Linked DNA regions of Homo sapiens: region 1 is linked to region 2. Evidence: chromatin contacts called from ENCODE Hi-C or POLR2A ChIA-PET data. All regions are on one chromosome and are shown on one strand. Each heading gives the region's core, a stretch centred on a gene start or an enhancer-like site at or near the end of the contact. The rest is flanking DNA. Distances are from core to core; before and after follow the strand shown.

Region 1 (6,340 bases), core at 74-2,573, 540 kb after region 2:
GCCTGGGCAACAGACAGACCTACCTCATCTATACCAATACATAAATACATAATTAGCTGGGCTTGATGGCACGCGCCTGCAGTCCCAGCTGCTTGAGAGGCTGAGGTGGGAGGATTGCTTGAGCCTAGGAGGTCGAGGCTGCAGTGAACTGCGTCACGCCACTGCACTCCAGCCTGGGTGACAGAGCTAGACCCTGTCTCAGAAAAAAAAAAAAAAAAAGTTGCCTGAGCCTATCAGATTTTCAAAGTGTTTCATTCAAAAAAGGCTCCCCTCTTGCTATCCCAGTAGAAAGCAGCAACCCTGTCACCTAACCCCGACAGGAGCTCTTGCATATTTCAAGAAAAATAAATAGAATGAACTAAAGCATGCATGGCAGAATAAATTTGGAAATAAATTTCGAAGCGATTAGATTTTAGAGGACTTGTTTGTGATTAGCAGAGATTACCAATGTAAAATCAAATTATAGATCATAAAAGCGGGAAAGGCATTTACAGATCATCCAGCCAAGCTTCCTCTGTAATGAGAAGGAAGCAGATCTAAATTGATTGGTTTGTGAGCTAAACATCACATCAAATTGGGGAAATGGCCCGTGTGTGTGTGTGTGTGTGTGTGTGTGTGTGTGTGTGTGTGTGTATTCTAAGAGACACTTTATTCAATATGGAAAGAATTTTATGCAGCGTTCAAGTTGGTCTTATGTCGTCTGCACACATATACATATATATAAGTATATTATACACATATACATTTCCAAGCATGTTGGTGTGCCAAATATTATGTATAAAACATCTAGGAAAGCAAATAACTTGATGATAGCCTAGCATATAGGAAAGAAAATACTTACATAGGATGGCCATACAGATTAGTGGTTAAGAGTGTCTGGTGAATCTCGGCTCCACTACTGTGGGACTTTGTGTCTTGGTTTCCTCATCTGGAAAATGTAGGTTTGTCTACCTCAGAGAGTGTAAAGATTAAATGAGATAACCCGGATAAAGGATTAGTGTAGTGCCGAGCATATAGTAAACTCTCAATAAATGTAGGTTGCTGTTATTACTTCGTTAATATGTCAAAGAAAAAAGAGGTTGGACCAAAAGAGCATTTTCAAAATAAAGTCAAACTATGTCACTAGCACTTTCAGGTCAATTGGGACTAAATTGGACCCCCTGCGAAAAGGTGGAGGGGATCAAATGACGTCGACCGCCTTAGCAACAGGCCCCCAAAGAAGGTGAATTTCCGTAGCCAATAAGACTCTGTGCTTTGGAGGAGGTAGCCAATGGCTGACGGAAAGAGAAAGAGGGAGGACGCGCCAATTCTCCTGCCTGAGCCTCGGCCCAACAAAATGGCGGCGGCAGCGGTGTCGCTTTGTTTCCGCGGCTCCTGCGGCGGTGGCAGTGGTAGCGGCCTTTGAGCTGTGGGGAGGTTCCAGCAGCAGCTACAGTGACGACTAAGACTCCAGTGCATTTCTATCGTAACCGGGCGCGGGGGAGCGCAGATCGGCGCCCAGCAATCACAGAAGCCGACAAGGCGTTCAAGCGAAAACATGACCGCTGAGCCCATGAGGTAAAACGCAACCCCGTCTCATGGGCCCCAGCGGTCTGGGCCCAGGCACCGTCTGAGTCGGGTGTTTGGGAAGGCGTTCGCTTGGTGGGTTAGGCCTGTGTGTTGCTTAGCCGAAAGAGGCATCGTTTTCTCTTTAGGTGAGAAGGGTTTCGGGGTATCGGCGCAAGGCTCCGACGGGGGTGGGGGTGGGGATGGGGTGGGGGGAGGTGGGGGGGGCGCGGCCTAGGGTATGGGGCGCTTCTTGCAATCTCCCCTAAACGGTGACGCTTGGTCGGGCTCCTCTGTTTATTCTTTGGTGCCTGTGGGATTGAGACCTCGAAGTCGGAGGCGGTCTTTGGTATCCCGGTCATTTTTGCTAATCTTTGGGCCTAGAAACTGCGTGGGGAAGAAGCGGGGGGAGGGTGAGAAGAGGGGGAGGGGTGGGCGGGCGCGAGGATGTGAGATCCCAGGACGACTTAGAGGCGTTTAGGTTGCTGGAGATGGGAAGCACCCGGGCCCTGCGGGATTTTTTTTCTGCAGCCCCAGGAGACAAGCCTTTTTTTGATTGGGTTGTGGTGCAGTTCCAGGTATTTAGGTATCTTTTCTACTCCATATCCTGAAGGATATCCTTGGGTTTATTTCTAGGCGAGGGGGGACTTAACACAGGGTTTTGCTTCCAGAGGACCCTAGTATACTACTTTTTGTGATGTCCAGCCTTAATGGGACCTCAAGTGTTTCCCCACTTTCTGGGCAAATTTCGAGGAGTAATTAGGCCCTATCTTTATTTACTTATTTATTCCATGAAGGATGAAGGGCAGGTTAACGTGGGCTGATGCGAAGTAAGATTTATTGCAAGGGAAAATGCCTGGCAGGCCTCCTCTTAACCAATCAAGCACGTTTATTAGGTTGAAGCTGTTTTTCTGTGTGCTTCTGATTTGCCTCTTGACGGGTCTGAAAATTTGGGTAGTCAATATGAAATGTATACACTTTTACCCAGGTGGCTGGCTGGCGTTTCAGTTTGACATTTGAATTTTCATCCCACAATGTGAATTAAGTAATTTTTTTACTCGGAGATGCATCCTTGGCGTCCAGTGGCAAAATAAAATTACAAGGAGCATGGGTCAGAATTGCATTTCAAGTTGGCGAAATGTGCCTTTGAGTAACTCTTAGATTGGCATATGTTTTTAGAGCAATTTAGCTAGAATGTAGAATTGGGCAATGAGCCTATGATACGTATGTCTGTATTTCTGCATGAACAAGCAGTAGATTATATTTTCTTTACCTTGGGGAAAGATATGCTTCAGTTCTTAGATTGTAGATCTCTAGTTGTGTACACGATTGTGGCCTTGGTTTCTGAATTTGTCAGTAGGCTCAAATACAACAAATCTTTATCTGTGGGGTATTAGGCACGTAAGTGGTACCCAGTATAACTTGTTGGCCTGTAATTACCAGGCACTCATGTTCATATGCATGGATGGTGTACCTTACAGTTAAATTATGACCTCTAGATTTTACTAAGTTTCACAAAGTCTACATTTGAAACTATAGTTTGAAGTCGGATCTTCTCAGTTTCTTTAGAATGAACAAATTACGTATATAGAATTTCTGAATAGAATAATTAATTTTACACAAGGGTCAGTTTTTCTTACTAGTCTTGGATTTTTGTAGATCTTGATGATAAGAGTAATAATCATAACTAAGTTGAGTGCTTATTGTCGTTCTTTATAATCTTGATGAATTCTCAAACCTGTGAGGTAAGTACTTGGTTTTGCCCATTTTACCGATGAGGAGGAAAGTGAGACATAGATCAAGAACTTGACCGAAGTTATACAGCTTGTAATTGGTGGAGCTGGAATTGAACCCCATCTTGACTTCACAGCTTATGTTCTTAACCACAAGGCATTAATGCCCCCTTCAGCTGCCAGGTCTAACCTGATTATGACCATTTAAATTTAGCCCAAGTGTTACAATGAAAGAAGTTCATATTACCTACTCTGATTTGTTGCAGGTCTATGATTTTGTAGCTGTTTATAATGTTACATTTTTTGTGTCCAGGTGTACTATGTAGTGAGATAACTGAAATATTTAATGCTAGGAGAGTCTTAAGCTACATGAAAAACCTCTAGTAAAGAACTGCATATATGCATGTAGGGAATTAATTAAAAAGTGTGACACTCCCTGATGATTTACTATGAAAGAGCTCCAAGTAGGTGTTCAGAACTGTCTCAGGCTGAAGTGTCATCGATCTCCTAAACCATAATCATGGTTAAAGGAGAATCTGACAGGTAATGCTTGAGTTGAACCCACAGTACCAAATCCCTCTTGAGTCTTTTCTAATGTGAGGCAGAAATAATATAAGCATTATTGTTAATATTATTTTACACAGTAGTTCCAGATTTTCTCTTTATCAAATATTTTGTCAAGCACTTAAAAAGCAGGAACAAAGACTAGTTCTAATTTTTACTTGTGTTTATAAAAAAAAGTAATATTCTAGGATTCTGTGGTGGAAAAATGGCCAGAAGACAAGAGGAAGGAAAATAAACCGATGACCTGGCTAAAACATACACTGACTAATCAGTGGCTCAGTCTTTAAAGGTTTTGTTGTTTTTAAAGGATTTTTTTGGTTGTTTGTGTTGTTTGAAATAAGATTGACTTGCTTCTGGCATTATAAAAGATAAGGTCTTTTATAATCACCAAGCTCTCAATGTAGTACTTGGGTACCTGGGTGTCACTGCTGATTATTTTTTAATTTTTAAATTTATTTTTTTGAGACAGAGTCTCACTTTGTTGCCCAGGCTGGAGTGAAGGGGCGTGATCTTGGCTTACTGCCGCCTCCGCCTCCCAGGTTCAAGTGATTCTCATGCCTCAGCCTCCCAAGTAACTGGGATTAACAGGTGTGTGCCACCACGCCTGGCTAATTTTTGTATTTTTAGTAGAGAGGGAGTTTCACCATATTGGCTAGGCTGGTCCTGAACTCCTGGACTCAAGTGATCTACCTGCCTTGGCCTCCCAAAGTGCTGGGATTACAGGTGTGATCCACCGCGCCTGGCTCTCTGCTGGTTATTCAGGGCCCAAGGGCTCTTCAGTTATCAGGTGATGTATGCTGCTAGGACTGGGACCTTCCCTTCAGGGCAGCAGATTCCCTTCTGGCCCAGGATGTGTCTAGAATTGTCATCCTGGAGCTAGGGCCTGGAATGGAGGCTTCATGACTGATGAACTTTAATTTGTTTTCTTTATTTTTATTTTTTTTGAGATGGAGTCTCACTCTGTTGCCCAGGCTGGAGTGCAATGGCACCATCTTGGCTCACTACAACCTTTGCCTCCTGGGTTCAAGCGATTCTCCTGCCTCAGCCTCCCAAGTAGCTGGGATTACAGGCAAGTGCCACCACACCTGGCCAATTTTTGTATTTTTAGTAGAGACGGGGTTTCACCATGTTGGCCAGCCAGGCTGGTCTCAAACTCCTGACCTCAGGTGATCTGCCCGCCTCTGCCTCCCAAAGTGCTGGGATTACAGGTGTGAGCCACTGCGCTTGGCCTTAATTTATTTGCATATAAAGATTTCAGTATTGGGAGATTTGGTGAAATTTGTCATTCTAATCCTTATGGCAATTGATTACTTGAAAAGCTGACAGCTATATTACCTTGTTATTGATCTTAAATATAAAAAGGCAGAAGTTGTCTAAATTGAGAGATTTTGAATGTCTTAGAAAGTATCTGTTAAGGTGGTAGTTTACAAGCAGTTACATTGTAACCTAATTGTTGAAAAATGTTATCTGTGAAATACTTGCATTTCCACTATGAAAAGCATGAAACCAGGCCCTTGGAGGGGGAGGAGATGCAAATTTTATAAAGGTTTTTAAAAAGCATTTAAATATCAATGGCTTGGTTATGTAATGGGTTGGGGTGAAAAGAAAGACATTTGTGACCTTAATTTTTATCAGGCCCAGTTTTATTATTGGCCACCCTTGGCATAGTTGGCCTTGAGCTTTCAGTTATGTATTGTATTTCTAGAGATAAGATAAATGTAGTACTTAAAATAATATTTAAGTATTGATGTAGGTGTGTGAAATAATTGTTTCATAAGTAATTGTATGTGTCTTTTTCACTTTTGGGGTCTGAATAAACTTATGGGTTGGGTAATAGGATACGGGCAATTCTTGAATTTACATGAAGTGCTTTCCCCCAGACCGTGAATGTTCTTTTGGATATCAGAAACTATTTAAATAGTTGAAGCCAGTGAAAACTGATGCATAGATCTTCCTTTAGAAATGTTGAATATAACAGGGCAGTGAAAGGAGGGTCTAAGCAGTCTGTCTCTAATTTTATCCTAATGCTTGTCTTATGATCAGCTTGGAAGCTGACATGCAAGATGTTTAACTTCTATTTTTCCATCTGTAAAATGGGAATAAGCTCAAATGGGAGTAAATATCAATATTTATCAATAATAGATATTGATAAAGTCTAAAGGTATTCTGAAGGAGGTAACATGTTTGTAACAATGGTTCTTAAAAGAGAAACTAAAGCTCTGGGGTCCTAGTTTTTTTTTTTTTTTTTTTTTTTTGAGACAGAGTCTCACTATGTTGCCCAGGCTGGAGTACAGTGGCACGATCTCAGGTCACTGCAAACTCCGCCCTCCGGGTTCACGCCATTCTCCTGCCTCAGCCTCCCGAGTAGCCGGGACTACAGGCACCTGCCACCATGTGCGGCTAATTGTTTGTATTTTTAGTACAGACAGGGTTTCACCGTGTTGGCCAGGATGGTCTCGATCTCCTGACCTCGTGATTTCCACCCGCTTCGGCCTCCA
Region 2 (6,135 bases), core at 2,044-4,543:
TTAAAGTTAACAGAGTTTAATTGAGCAAAGAACAATTTGTGAATCAGGCAGTTTCCAAACCAGAAAAGGTTCAGAGAGGCTCCAGTGCTGAGGTATGGTTGAAGATTTATAGATAGAAAAAGGAAAGTGATGTACAGCAAGTCAAAGTGAAATACAGAAACAGCTGGATTGGTTACAGCTTGGCATTTTCCTTATTTGAACATAGTTGGAACAGGTGGTTACCTTCGTTTGGTCAATCTTGATGACTGGTACAAGAGTAGGTTACAGTCTGTTTATACTTCTAGTTAGGTTTTAGTTCACTATGTACAGAGAAATCTTTAGGCTGAACTTAAAATATTTCCAGGAGACAGCTTTAGGCTAAACTTAATTTAACAAGCATATATGTCTGTATAGAGCTGGGCTTTGAGTATAGTCATGCTCTTTACCCTTCCAAAGTGCAATTAGTATTGGCTGTGAAAAAATTTCAGTCCTGGAGAAAGAAAAATTACTATTTTTGATTTTGTGGTAAAATAATGGCATCTTGAGAGAGCCTCTTTCTAGCCTGCTTTTTCATCTATAATATGAAAGGGTTGGACTAGATTTATTTATTCAACAAACCAAACAAGGCAATGAGCTAACAGCTGAGGACACAATGATGAATCAGACATGTCATACCCTCACAAATTCAATTTAATATAAAGTCTGAACCAGATGATGATTTTTCATTACCTCTTTCAGCTCTGAGTCCACATAAGCTATGAATCCTGTCACTTACGTGTGAACGCTGTTGTGACTGAAAATTCTTTATCTTGCTACCCAAGTCTTACTTCATTGAGACAGATTTCCCATCCAACTACATGTTATCCCCCCTCTCCCTCACCACTCCCTATTTGGTCTTCCTTACCTCAATAAGAAAGTAAGAACTGAAGGAGTCTGGGAAAATGAGCAAGAGTAGAGAGACAGCAGCAGACAGGTATCATTCTGGGCACTTCAACCTTTCCTAAAGTGAAAGAGAATGTGAGAGTAGATATGTAATGAAGATGGATGGATGGGAAGAGAAAAGATAAAGAGATGAAGCAAGGAGACAAGGAGTCTGATGTCATTTATAGCAAATGTGGTGTAAATTGATCCAGCTGTACAAGGCAAAGACCCATTTGGGAATGGGTGAATCACTGCCTTCCCCATTGCTCAAGAACAGAAAATTAGCTAATGAAAGAAACAGGTAGGGGAGCACAAAGAAGAACCACAGGAAACACCCTCTCTGCCACAGCTATTTCGGTGCCAACTTGAAGCTCAAGGATTGAAGGGGGCCTGCCCCTCCACGCCTGTGGGTATTTCTCATCAGGTGGTACGAGAGACTGAGAAAAGAAATGACACAGAGACAAAGTATAGAGAAAGAACAGTGGGCCCAGGGGACCGGCAGCCTCAGCATGTGAGGACCTGCACCAGCGCTGGTCTCTGAGTTCCCTCAGTATTTATTGATCATTATTTTTACTATCTTGGCAAGGGGAGTGTAGCAGAGCAACAGGTGGGGAGAAGGTCAGCAGGAAAACGTGAGCAAAGGATCTGTATCATGCATAAATTCAAGGAAAGGTACTGTGCCTGGATGTGCATGTAGGCCAGATTTATGTTTCACTTTATACAAACACCTCAGTGTAGCAAAGAGTAACAGAGCAGTATTTCTGCCAGCATATCTCGCCTCTAGCCACAGGGCGGTTTTATCCTATCTCAGAATAGAAAGAATGGGAATGGTTGGCTTTACAGGAGACATTCCATTCCCAGGGAGGAGCAGGAGACAGAAGCCTTCCTCTTATCTCAACTGCAAAGAGACCTCCCTCTTTCACTACTCCTCCTCAGCAGAGACCCTTTACGGGTGTTGTGCTGGGGTATGGTATCAAAGCAGAAACAATTTTTCCTGGTACAGATCAAAATGGAATTTCTTGTGTCTTCCTTTTCTACATAGACACAGTAACAATCTGATCTCTCTTATCCCCACAAAGGATCTAGCTCCTTTCTCTTTTCTTCATTTCCTGAGTATGAATTGCCCTTCCACTGTAGCTCAAAATGGCTGTAACATTTCAGACTGGAGGAAAAGTGATAATTCACTCTGTGTCTCACTTATAAATTTTCCTGTAGATATTTGGGGATCCAAACTCAGTTGAAGAAATACTAGTTTGAATGTCAGTTTAGTTACTAAAACTCCCTAGGAGAGGATTAGAAAGTCTAGTCTTGAATCCAAATGTTAACATCCCTTCAAATGTGGTTGGATAGCCTTTTCCTCCAACTATCACCATCACCACCACAATCCAGAACTCTGTGAAAAGAGATAAAGATTCAAGGGCCTTAAAGCGATTGTCCCAGGTTGGTTGTGAGGTAATTCTTGTACCTAAAGATACAAAATTTGAGTAAATGACTTTGTTCCTACAGCAGGTAGCAAGCCAGAAGGCTACTGCTGGGCTCATATTTTACAAGTACCTAAAACTAGTTGTTAGTTATGGGGCATGTTTACAAAGTGTTAACATCAACATATTTATGCCCATCTCCATATAGAATCTTCTTAATATAACTCAAGATAATTGATGTAACAAATTCACATCATGATCTTACCAATTTGGTTTTTAACATCAAAGTGCTGCCCCAGGCTTCAATCAGCACATACCAGACTGCTATGTCCCTTTTCTCCAGAAGCCATATTGAGCACCCCACAGCTCTAACACCTCAGAGCCTAGCCAAAGGCCAAGAACACTTGCCTGATCCCCCAAATTTCCAACACAGGACCATTGACAGCAAGCCCAGTCATTCCAGATCATCTTCAGTGGGACAAAAAAAGAAAACAACAGTTTTAATCCAATGGAGGCAATTTATTGTTATGAAGATTTCAGGAAACAAAGCTCAAAAAGGAACCAGAAAGGAAAAGGCTTTTTAGAATGTGGATAGAGCCACAAGTGTCATTAAGGAGAGAGAGAGAGAAACGGAGAGATGAAATTTATGTTACTTAAGATCAAGTTTCACATAATGCCAGTTATATTAGCATATACTGGCAGGATTATCTTTCCCCACCTACAAATAGTCTAATGACCTCACAGTCACAGAAATCACAGAGAACTAAGCTGAAGAGAGAACACTCGTCCCTGCTTCCCATCTTAGAGCAGCTGAATAATTTCCTGAGAATTCTATTCCTGAAGCTAGGAAGAAAAGTTTATTTATACATACACGCAACCTGCAAGTCTCCAGTTTCTATTCTTCCTTCCTCTTTGACCCTTCCCCTCCCCCACTTTGCACCAGAGAAGTCAGACTCCGGGAGTGCTTTAACAGTTTGAAGGCTAATCTGAAAGAGGAAGAAGAATCTGTATATCTGTATATATTGGCTAGCAAATGTGCCCTGCTCTCTCCCCTCTTAAAAATAGCAGCAACCCATCTTTGCAAAGAAGCTTGCCTATAGAGCAGGCACTCTGTGAATGGACTGTGCTTTTACGACCCTACAGGGTATCAAGATACTGTGCAGCTCGCCAACAAGGATTAATTGCAAGGACTGGTAGATCGAATTTACTGAAGACTTGGAGCTTGCTTCTGAGAACAAACGCAAAAGGACAGTAAACTGTGGACCTTGAAGTTAGCAGGTAAGGAGACTCAGTATTCAGTACTAAGACCAGAACAGTATGTAGTAAAATGTTGCTGATGGTAAATTTTAGCAAATTCCCAGGAGTTTGGGGATAAGTTATCTGCCTTGCCTGCTTTAAGTTTGGGTGCTAGTATGAATTCTTTCTGCTTTATTTCTTAGCCAGAAATCTGATAATATGATCAGTCTGTCAACAAATATTGCTCAGTGCTTCTGCTAGGGCTCAACGTGGCAAAATACAGAGGAGACACACTCCGCAAACCTCCTGTGCCTTTGTAATTTAAGCCAGAAATGTAAGATACATTTTCAAATCCCCATTTTGAGGGTTCAGTGGAGTTTCTCTAATGTAGTGACATTTTCCTTCAATATGGAAAATAAATATGTAGTAATTACTGAAGGTAAACCAGTGGAGAGTAAAATTTTCACAAGGTAGTTTCACATTTGTTATCCCACCTGAACCTTTCAACATCCTATAATTTAGACAAGGTAGGTGTTACTGTCCATGTTTATGAATGAGAAAATTGACTCAGAGAGGCTAAAAAATTTTCTTGAAACACACCGTACAACTAGAAAATGGCCAGTTCTGGCCAGAGACTGTAAAAATAAAGCTCTCTCAACTATAAATGAATAGAAGAAAATTGCATGATCTATTTAGTAACTCAGACACATCTGGTGTAGACTAAGTTTACACAGAGCCAAAGATTCATACATTTTAATAAAATCTTTAGCCAGGAACATTTTTCTACTTAGCGACAAAAAAGGCTGTTTTCAAGAGGAAACAAATGGGTTTGTAAGTTCCACCTACTGAATTCAGTGGTTCTGCTTTCCAGTATTCTGATTATTTTGAAACCTAGAGAGAAACTATGATACCATATGTCTAACAAATGATTATTTTAAAAGAAATTGTAACTAAATCTGGACTAGATTGTACACTGTTTTAAAAACAAAAATATTTATATTTTTACAATGCATTATAAAATACAAAGGACTGTATTACATTTAAAATACATTAGGAAAATTTGTTACAAGACAATTTTAACTTTATTACAGAAGTCTTAATCATTCAGAAATGTTTTCTGTTGTTGTTTTACTATTAATGGCTCAATTAGAACTAAAAGCTATCTGTTTTTACATCATAAACAACCTCAAGTGCTATATTTACATTCATCCATGATAAAAAAATTTTCCCCAGTTCCCCTAAGTATTGACTACACCAGCCAATCAGGGTTCCTCCAAATAAAATAAGTCAGTTTGGGAGCCAGTAAGCACACAGATAATGGTAGGTTAAGAAAAGTTTGCTATTTGCTTTTAGACTTAATCTAGCATGTTAGTGTATTCCTAATCAAGAATCATCAATTCTCATTTTCTACTACCTCCCCTTAATGAAATTTTGATGCATTTAGAAACTATTTATCTGTCATAAAAGCAAGACTCTTCCACAGTATAGAAAATTATAAATTTGTATTTTCAGTATAATTGACCAATAATAAAGGATAATAAAGGGAAGGTGCTGATTCTTAAGGTACATACCCAACCTTGTGAATTCAATACTATGAATGGTAACTATCATAATCTCCCAAATAACATTGCCCTGTATGGACCTCTACTTTGGTCCATTTTGTTATTCTCATGTTCCTAACACCTAACAGTGGCTGCTCTAAACTATCTTGCTGCATGGATTTCAATGGGAGAGAAACGGGGTAACTGGGATAACTGGGAGTTCACCCTTGTTTTGACATGTAAACAACTGGGTGTTCTCTGGCAAGTTAACAGCCATTAGTATTTCTTGGTTCCTTTGTGTATCTAATGCAGTAATGAGCTGATAGGAATATTTTCTAAATCTCTTAAAATGATAAATATAAAATCTGAAAGCGACTTGAAAATACAAACCACCATCAGAAGGATTTTGTTTAAATTCCATTCATTCCAGGTGGATAAACATATAACAAAACTGACTGCATGGGGAGACAGTAGGGCTAGCTACTTTCTACTCCCTAGACTATATTGCTAGGTCAGGGACATCACTCTAAGTCTCAGCAACCTCATCCTACTCTTAGGACCTGTCAGTAGCATCAAACACTCTGGATTATAGTTGTCACTAGCCCTACAATACTTATGCACACCTCAATGTGAACTCTAAAAGGAATAAAATATTTAAGAGTAGTATTTAAAAAGTATTTCTGTGAAAGCACTATCCACCTTTTGTTGTTACTACTTTAACCAAGCCCATTGATTCTTAGGATTATATGCTAAGGATTAAAATAGTTTTTTGCAGCAAGTTTTGAATGCAACACAATATCCCACTACTCTTTCATAAAACCACTTGTTCAATCACAGATTTGGTTATAATACAAATCACGTTTTTAAAATATATAAGTATGTCTAGTTGTGTGTGTGTGTGTGTGTGTGTCTAAAATAGAAAGACCTAAAGTCACTTTTATCTCTCACTCCAGTGTTATTTGCGTTTCAGGCCACATGAACATCTATGTGGTATGATTTAAGGGTCAGTGAGAAAAGCTTTCCCAGTTCAATCAGAT

What was found. Hi-C counts contacts between places; a loop is a spot of excess contacts on that map. ChIA-PET counts read pairs that join two places held with the same protein, here RNA polymerase II (POLR2A). Pooled maps may share reads with other maps.
Region 1: a pooled map shows a loop between it and region 2 (6-fold over the local background). The contact joins the promoter of ATRX here to the promoter of CYSLTR1 in region 2. A Hi-C loop is called at or near these places in 5 of 37 single-sample maps with no recorded cell type and 10 of 50 pooled maps. POLR2A ChIA-PET finds 5 or more read pairs at or near these places in 1 of 52 experiments (activated CD4-positive, alpha-beta T cell).

The regions. Positions count from the first base shown.
Region 1 is chrX:77,781,199-77,787,538 of GRCh38, reverse strand. It overlaps ATRX (ATRX chromatin remodeler), which reads left to right and starts at 1,323. Exons shown (of 35, transcript NM_000489.6): 1 at 1,323-1,557. The coding sequence starts at 1,538. RefSeq lists enhancers at 1,250-1,439, 1,450-1,559 and a silencer at 1,660-1,709.
Region 2 is chrX:78,324,769-78,330,903 of GRCh38, reverse strand. CYSLTR1 (cysteinyl leukotriene receptor 1) reads left to right here and starts at 3,293. Exons shown (of 3, transcript NM_006639.4): 1 at 3,293-3,599. RefSeq lists an enhancer at 3,072-3,121.